Linked DNA regions of Mus musculus: region 2 is linked to region 1. Evidence: chromatin contacts called from ENCODE Hi-C or POLR2A ChIA-PET data. All regions are on one chromosome and are shown on one strand. Each heading gives the region's core, a stretch centred on a gene start or an enhancer-like site at or near the end of the contact. The rest is flanking DNA. Distances are from core to core; before and after follow the strand shown. Region 1 holds the start of Xrcc4 (X-ray repair complementing defective repair in Chinese hamster cells 4). Region 2 holds the start of Vcan (versican).

The links. A loop is a pair of places that touch in the nucleus more often than their neighbours do. ChIA-PET counts read pairs that join two places held with the same protein, here RNA polymerase II (POLR2A).
Region 2: a loop to region 1 is called in a map of left cerebral cortex, with 7 times the contacts of the local background. The contact joins the promoter of Vcan here to the promoter of Xrcc4 in region 1. A Hi-C loop is called at or near these places in 14 of 37 maps with a recorded cell type or tissue (Patski, gastrocnemius, heart and 2 more). POLR2A ChIA-PET finds 5 or more read pairs at or near these places in 1 of 5 experiments (Patski).

What each region holds. Positions count from the first base shown.
Region 1 is chr13:90,086,872-90,091,065 of GRCm38, forward strand. It overlaps Xrcc4 (X-ray repair complementing defective repair in Chinese hamster cells 4), which reads right to left and starts at 2,737. Exons shown (of 8, transcript NM_028012.4): 1 at 2,626-2,737. It overlaps Tmem167 (transmembrane protein 167), which reads left to right and starts at 2,796. Exons shown (of 4, transcript NM_025335.3): 1 at 2,796-2,912. The coding sequence starts at 2,910.
Region 2 is chr13:89,739,069-89,743,777 of GRCm38, forward strand. It overlaps Vcan (versican), which reads right to left and starts at 3,444. Exons shown (of 15, transcript NM_001081249.1): 1 at 3,005-3,444. It overlaps Gm4117 (a long non-coding RNA gene), which reads left to right. Exons shown (of 2, transcript XR_003950663.1): 1 at 1-522.

The sequences.
Region 1 (4,194 bases), core at 1,487-3,986:
GCAAGCTTGTATAACCACTCTGGAAATCAGTCTGGCAGTTCCTCAGAAAATTGGACATTGTACTACCGGAGGATCCCGCAATACCTCTCCTGGGCATGTTCCAACTGGAGCTGAGAGGAAAGGATGGACCATCCAGACACTGCCCCACCCAGCCGTCCATCCCATTATCAGCCACCAAATGCAGACACTATTGTACAGGGGAAACACCAGGGCCAAGAAGTGGGAGTTGGTGGATAGGAAAGCGGGGTGAGGGGTGAGGGTATATGGGACTTTCAGGATAGCATTTGAAATGTAAATGAAGTAAATACCTAATAAAAAATTGGAGGAAAAAAAAGAAACCTCAAATAATATCAGTATCAGAAATCAAAAACAAATGGGAAATGTAGAGAAAGTGGCCTGGCTGCATAAGAAACTAAATGAATTTTAAACTTTTTATTGTATAAATAGCATCTAACAATCAAACAATTTTCCATCATTAGCCCTCCACTCAAGGATGAAAATTCAATGTTCACTATAATGCTTACAATGTATCAAACAGGTTTTAATTATTTATATGTATTATGGCCTAATTTATATGTAACTATGGCCTAAGCTCAATGCACTCTTACAAAAACTATAAATTTCTCATTTTATATACAACTCTGGATTTTATGAAATGAAAATTGAAAATATTCTTCCACATTCAGAGAAGACAATAATGTCTGCATAATTGAATAACACAGTCAAGATCTTTTCTTAACAGTAAATTAACCCATGATGATTAGAAATGAAAATCACAGCAGAGCTACTAGAAGTGGAAATAAAGAAAAGGAATTTAACATGGTGATTACCATTCACTTGCAACAAAAAACACAATCAAGGATTTTGTGTGCCGAATCGCCATGCAGCTTCCCCACAGGTCACACTGGTATATTAATTTTGCTATTTTACATGGATATAATAAATTTTTTATATATGTATATGTATACACACACACACACACGTTCAACTCTACCTCCTGACACTATGTACTTCTATGGATAACTTAAGAATTGAAAAGTGTTGCCAGCAGTGGTGGTGCACGCCTTTAATCCCAGCACTTGGGAGGTACAGGCAGATGGATTTCTGAGTTCGAGGTCAGCCTGGTCTACAGAATGAGTTCTAGGACAGTCAGGGCTATACAGAGAAACCCTGTCTCGAAAAACAAAACAAAACAAAAACAAAGAACTGAAAAGTGTTAATTGCCTCTATTCTAAAGTTGAGATATATAAGAAACTATGGCCTAAATTGCCCATAAATACAACAAACCAATTACCATCTTAAACAACCTTAGCCTCTTTACTAGAGCCTGGACCAGAACCTCATACAGAAACATCAACCTGAAGTGTCAAACAGTAGGACCTAGCAATCTTTATATGAATAGAGTCAGTTATAACATCTACCAACACTTTCACTACTGTAAAACCCAAACTTACTGAGCTCAGAACATATTTTCTACGTCTACATTTGAAACATTCATGGTTAGTCAACTTAAATAGTAAGTATAACACAAAGCAATTTTGAGACTATTCAATGACAATCACTTCTCCTATTGGCCTAATCCCCAGTCCCCCATTCAAATACTCAAAGAAATCCCTTGTCCTGCAGTCTCCTGATACCACTAAGATGCAGATTCTGAACTTGAGTATTTGATCAACAGGTTTAGCAGTTGGGTATAACTGATTTTAAAAATGTAGTAATAATTTCAAATAAAATCTTGGATGACAATGCAGTAATAAACACAATCACATATAGCATAGCACTAGGTAAAAGTACTGTGTTGCCATAAGTACTAGATTCTCATGATTCAGCTAAATAATGGTTAGAAATTAACATATCACATCAGTTTCCTTCACTAAAGCTTTCTATACTTCTTCTAGGTCATTAAGTTAAAGAATGGGTAACATTCTGAATAAATACTAGAGCCATACTGACTAAAGGAAAAAAACAATTATTTAAACACACAGGATTTCCATAATTTTGATACACTTGGAAGAGTGGGGAAAGTGCCCGACTTCAGAATCATTCCAAGAATGTATATAAAATTGAACACATCAGATTACATCTTCCCCGTATCTACAAAACTCATAAAGAGAACTAGAGGTGAAATCGTTTCTCACCCACTGGTTTTATACTAGCCAAATAATCCCCTCGGGAATGGGCCGTTCCTTTCCAGTAGCTACCACAGAGTTCTTTCCCTCTCCCCACGGCCTAGAACGTCTAAGCCCCGGATGTAGAGTGTGCAAACAAGGAGGGGGCCAGCCAAGGCCAGCATTGGCTGGCGGGAGGGGCTGGTGGGTCATCACACTGGACGCAGCCTTTTAAATCCAAGTCTCCACCACAGAGCAGCTCAGCACAGTTCCAAGGAGTCCCTCACGACTGAAAATTCCACGTGACACAGAAAGAGACACTTAGGAAGGAGCCCAACAGGTGCTCACATTGGGAAAACCTTACATCTACAAAAGGCTCAGGGGGTCACAGACAGGGTAAAAAGCACGCACTGCGCAGCTTTAAAGCTAAAATCAGGGACTACAGGAGGTTGACATAGAAAGGGGGGAAAAAATGCATTGCTTCTGGAAAGACACCACAGCCACTTCCGGGCCCTACCTCTCAGTACTCCACTTCCGGTCTTCTAAAAATTGTGGACGCCAGAGATAAACCGATGCGCCCAATGAGAGAATCCGCTAATACCGTGGTTTGCGAGTCGTCGGCCAAGTCCCACCTCTTCCGGTAACAGAAGCCTATCACGGAGTCTGAATGGTGCGGCATGGGCGGAGGCGCCGCGATAGGTCCAACCGGACCGCTGGAGCGAGCGGGAAGCACAGCGGGCCTGCATCCTCTTCCGCCCCGGCCCGGAAGGGTGATGTGGCTGGACCAGCACCGGCCTCACTATGGTAAGAACCTGGGCTTCCTGGCCGCGGTTGAGTTTCTCGGCGGGGCCGCGGCTCGTGCGGGGCGGCGGGGATGGTGCGGGCGCTGTGGGGCGCGGGAGCCCTGGCGCTAGCGTGATTCTCCGGGGATCCGAGGGTGCACAGGCTGGGAGTCATGCGGCCGCGATGCACATCCCGGAGCATCAGGCCAACAGTCCTAGGAAGAACCCGGGTGGTGGACTCGGCCCCTCGCCAAGAGGCCGACTTGCTGCGTTGTTTAGTGTGGAATTACGGTGGCATTCCACTAAGCCGATTGCCATCTGCTACAAATATCTGGACGGATATACACTTTCAAACGCTGGAGTCTCAGTCTCCCCCTTTCCCCTTTCTTTTATGTGTTCCCTGTGTCACCCAACCTGCATCTTTCTGCAGTAATTAATGGATTGCCGGTTTTCTTAACACTAGATACTACTGCTTCCGTTTTACCTGTGGAATCAATGGCGAGATAGGGCCCCTCCCTCATCGTTTTTTCAATTCTAAAGACACTTCTTTGCAAACGAATGTTTTTAATGATTTTAGTTACTGTCTCGAAGGAACTTGAGCCTTACTCGCAGACCACCACTCACTTTGGGAGTTCCTATGCGTGTTATTATTGATTGTTTAATAGTTTAAACCTCAGAAAACCTTACACTATAAATCACAAATAGCAACAACAACAAAGGTCAGGACAAGGAACAGAAAGCCCCTGAGTAAAGTAAACATTAGTAATTAACTTTTAAAGATCTATGAATGCATCTTTTCAGTAGTCTGGTAAATGCAGGAATCTCCCTTCACTATCACTTCAGTGGGTTTAGAAGCCATTTATAACTATATTTCTAGAGAAAGCTTGTTGTGTTATCATCTCAAAATCAGCCAGGACTCTCCCACCCCCACTAGACCTCAAATTCTACGATTAGAAGATACTGAATTTGAGTCCATTAAAGCCTTTTTTTTTTTTTTTACTTCGTACTGCAGATAGTATATTCTTGGTCAAAAGGATGTTAATAAACAGTTACAGAACTTGAAAAGTTGCTTTCTTGCCTATTTACCGAGAAACAAGTAGAATGACTTTGCTCTTAGTCAAAGGTACATTTTACATCCTCTCCTACTTAGATAAAATCAAGATAATTTAAGATGTACAGTATTTTAACTTTTTCCAAAAACAAGCTTTTGTTTACTAGTACTTGATGTGTAGAAGATGTAGTTTCTAAGCATTGTCTTGCTTTAAATTCCTGACTTCTGAGATATTTCCAGGTAAAGGAAGAGA
Region 2 (4,709 bases), core at 2,194-4,693, 350 kb before region 1:
CAATTACAGCAGAATTAATTTTGTCTCTGGCTAAATGTGGTCTTTAGGAATGTAAATGTATTTCAAAACGAATGCATGGAGCAATCGCAAATTTGTCTCATTTTCATGCCAAGATTTGACTTAGAATAAATCATCACTTTTCCTCCTTTTAAAGCAAAAACCCTGTACTTGCATATCACTTCCCCAAAAAAGCAAGAGAAAACAGTATTTTAACGGCTTTTAACTTGAGTCTTTGGTGCCATCTTAATAGAAGTTGGATCCGCTCCAGCTTCAGCTAGCCTTTGGAGCTCAGGAGACACGCCAGCCGAGGCCCCACCCGGGTTCAGCCCAGCCCCGCCCCAGTTGGCCGCAGCCGCTGGAGACCTAGGCTAAGCGACTCGCCCGAGCAGCTGTGCAGCTGTCTGGGAGCCCAGGAAGTCACACCCGTCTCGCGCACTGAGCTGAAGCTCCAGCCCACGTGGCGAATAGCGAACCCCCCGGCGCTGAAGGGAGTGCCTAGCCGGGCCCCTCCTCCAAACCAGGGTGAGTTTAGGGGCTGGGGAGGCTAGCCCCTCTCCGCTGTAGGCGGGGCCGGACCACCTCTGTTTCTGTAGCTGCTTCCCAGGCCAGCACCAGGCAAGGATGCGCTCGCTATCATTATCGTTTTCCGCATAACAGACACGAAAGTGAGAACAAAATTTCGAAACGAGTTCTTCCGGCTCCTGGCTATTGCATCCATCTGTTTCGTTTTCTTTTTTCTTTATCCGCCGACCCTCCATTGTCCCACTCTTTCCCAGTGGAAAAACTCTTTTCCTCTGCCTCTAGGCGCCCGCCTTCTTCCCAGTTTCCATGTGCAACGCCTGTCCTGATGTTGAGAAAGTTAAGTTTGGGATGAGGAGTGGGGGGAGGGGGGGTTCTTTTACAATAGCCTGGAACAGAGTCCTAGCATTGTGACCAAGGACCTTAGCGAAATTTGCCAAAGCAAGTGCCTTTATTACTTTTCTTAATGATGAGTAAATTGCACGTCAGGAAACTACAAACCTGACTCTGTCACCAGCGTTGTGAGTCCGCCCAGCTGCAGGCGCCTCCCAGAGCGCCGCGGGAAGCCACGCGGATGAAAGAAAAGGAGCCCGTGTTTTGGGGAAGACCAAATTCCCTTCTTTTTGTCTCCTCCAAACCCCAAAGACTCACTTTCCAGATTCTGAAGTGGAAAACTGACTATTAAAGGAGAACTGGGTCTTCTCTTTGAACCAAAGGATATGAAAGTGGTTTTCTGGCCCTATTTTCCGCTTGTGCTGAATTCTTCCATCAGGGGGAGCCCACGCCTACTACAAAACTCCCTATTCCTAGACATCTGGGTTCTGCTAGTCCGAAACACCCAACTGCAAGCAGATCTTAAGGAGCGCACCGCCTCCGCCCCCCCCCACCCCCCGCCCTTGCTCCTCCCTCTGGGCCTGCCTCCTTGGACAGAGACGGAAGGGACTTCACACTAGCCATTCATTTGTGAGCCGTGGGGGAGGGGACGCAAAAGCGCAGAGGAGGTAGAAAGGGGAAAGAGAAGACAGAGAAGATGGAGACTGAGAAAGAGACACAAAGATGAGGGAACACAGATAGCGAGTCTCCACTGTGGGTGTACTTGAGGCAGTATTGCCCTGCAGCCTCGGGGGAGATTTCTTTCCCTTTCCTCGGGATCCCGAGAACACGTAGGACATGCGGAGGCGAACGTAGTTGGATCCGAGAGCAAATAGTTTAGGCTATGACATTATTTTCTTACCACTATTTCTTCTGTCTAACCCCTCTGAGCAGTCCACGCCCATTGACACCGAGAACAAACCGAGACAACCGGGATGTCCCGGGTCTGCAGGCACTAGAGAAGTCTCTGCAATGCCCACGCCTACTCAGGGCAGTAGGACTTTCTCAGCCAGGGCGTCCCCGGGGAAACCCGGCACGCACTCTCCACAACCACTCCACCAGCCCGTAAAGTTGCTCAACTCAAGTGGAGAAATGGGAGCGGATGAAGATACAGAAGGGAACAGAGGACTGCTGTAATCCAGGCGAGAAGACTGCACCAATTGGTCCCCAACTCGAGTCTCCACGCCACCTTTGTCTGGAGAATCTATGGGTCCTGGTTTGCTAGTAAAGATTGGGGGACAAGCCTTCATTTCGTTTTCCAGAGCGAGGGGGGAGATACTGCACACCCCTCCAGTTCAGGGAAAGCTTTCCCGCCCAGGAGCCTCCCAGACCTCTACGGTGTTCCAACAACCCCACCCCCATCCAATGCGCCTTCCCGGCTGGCTCGGGAGCACCACGCGCAGGACAAAAGAACACAGGGGCAACGTGAGAGAGCTTTGACAGCCCTCAAGTCATCAAAGAAAAGCAGCCCCAGGACCCTACCCAACCCCTGCCAGATAGCCTCCCACATTGCCTGAGGGGTTGGGGGAAAGGGTCATGTCCGTGCAGGTCCTGGGCCGCTAAAGTATCCTGCTGCCTTGTCAGGAGCTGCCCAGAGGTGACTTTCCAGGAACCAAAGATACTGACCACACACACGGAGCCAGGAAACCAGGTGGTCTGCCCTAAGGTGGTTTCAGGGGCTTGCATTTGGGCAAGTTTGGGGACTCTCCATTCAAACTTTTGCCTCGACCACTTTAAAGAGAACAAAATCAAGGTGTGAGGAGTCCATTCCATTCCTCCAACTCAAGATAGCAGGACTTTTCTAGGATTTCGCTACAAAATCCCTTCCCCCTATTCGGTTTGTCCTTTTCCTCTACCCCACCCCGGACTTCTTTTGTCTAGCTCTTTTTCAGCACCAAGGTCTATCTGAATTCATCTCTTTAACAAGTTACCTTCATGTTTGAAAGTGCGCACATTTTTCTAACTTCGCCTTACAGCTAGTCCTCTTGGCTTTAATTAAAGCCCTCTTCCAATTACAATGTGAGTCTTTCCCCCTACTAAGCTGGACGGTTTTCTTTTCCCAACAAGTTTTCCCTCTTTCTTTTAAATGGGGGAACAAAAGAAAAGTGATTACCTTGAAAGGCGGCTTACTGCAGTTTTCGGGGTGGAAATTCACTGCTGAGCTGTGAGAAAGGGCTCCGCGTTGCCCCGGAAGATCACATAGGAAGCGCGGTGGCCTGGGGAAGGGTGCAGCGAGTGCGGGACAGAGCTGGAGAGGAGAGAGGATGCGCTGGTAGCGGCAGATCCTTGTCCCAGCGCTTGGCCACAGCACCTAATGCTCACAGCTGCTGCGCCCGCGCTCCTTGAGTTCTTCGCCCAGAAAGGCTCGGGGCAGCTCGCCTGCAAGTTCAAATGCGGGTTGTGACACCCACCGTCATTATATCACTGTACCGTCAGAGCCGAGGAGGAGACTCAGCGAGAAGGAGGAGGGAGAGGAGGAGGAGGGTTCATTCACAGGCTCCTGAAGAGCTCCGTAGCTCAGTCACTCCAAAGAGCCCAAGCTTGGAAACAGGCGGAGGGGCGGAAAGGAGCTCCCTCAGCCTGCGGTAGGGACCGCCTGCCTCCCTGGCCAGGCACTCCCACCTCTCAGCGTTTCTTCCTGATGAGAAGTACCAATCGGCTGGGGGTGGGGGGAATCCGTGCTCCTCATTCAACGACTCGGTACCACCTCGCTGTGCAGTCTCAAACAACTGCCTTCCCACCCATCCCCACCCCACCCCCTCTTCCCCGCCCTGGGCTGCTACTTCTGAATTAGGGGAAAGGAGTCCCCAGGCTCTGCTGCGGCCAGCAAGCACAGAGCAATTAAGTATGGTCAGTCCTTAGGAGCGGACGGGACTCTATAACATCAGCCAAGAACTTGCGTATAATGTGTTTAATGCGACCACGGAGCTTGCTCGTCCCATCAGAAGAGGTGTCAGGCTCAATGCTCCTGCCAACCTGAAAGAGATACTGAGAAAGTGAGATCCCAAGCCCCAGGGAGACGCAAAAGCTTTTCGTGACTGCTCTCCCTAGGGAACTGCCCAATGGGGAGCCCGCGGCATCAGGCCCTACACAAAGACCCTGGCAATAAAGGGTTGGACAGGAAATCCCCCCAAGCAATCCCTTGTCCCATTCAAAGAGAATCCTTTCTCTGACACAAATCCGCGTCTTTCCTTAAATGTATTTCGCTTCCTTCCTTCTTCCATACCTCTGTCTTTCACAGGATATCTTGCAGAATTTTCTGCCTAACTCAGATTTCTTTGACTTACCAGTCTTTCCATGTTGTCTGGAAATGGAATCTTTCACGTTCGCAATTTTTTTTTTCCCCTACTCAGGCTTATCCATCGATGTAAACAACATCAATATAGAGAAGCACACCCTTCACTGAATCACAAAAGACTCCATTAGGACCTTAAAGAGCAAAGGGTCAAACAGTTAATACAAAGGATTTCTGACCCTCACAAAAGGGCGACTTTGAATTTTCCGTTACGTTGAAGTCTAGTATGAGTTTCTAGAGAGAGGACAAAATAAGTTCGCAAGACATGTCGAAGTAACTCTCAGGGTACTGAAACAATTACAAACTTTTCCTCCTACACCAATATGGAAATATCCTTGTAATTATTGACTCTGAATGTTTTGCTTAGAGAATGACATCAAACACAGGGCTTCAGAAACGGTAGTGATTAACGCAGAGAGTTTGTCTTTACCCTGGATTTCTTTAATTAGATTGGCTGCCAACCACAGTTCTAAAGTTGTAACCTAGACCCTTCTGCATGTGGGCTCCTTTTCTAAGGTTTGTA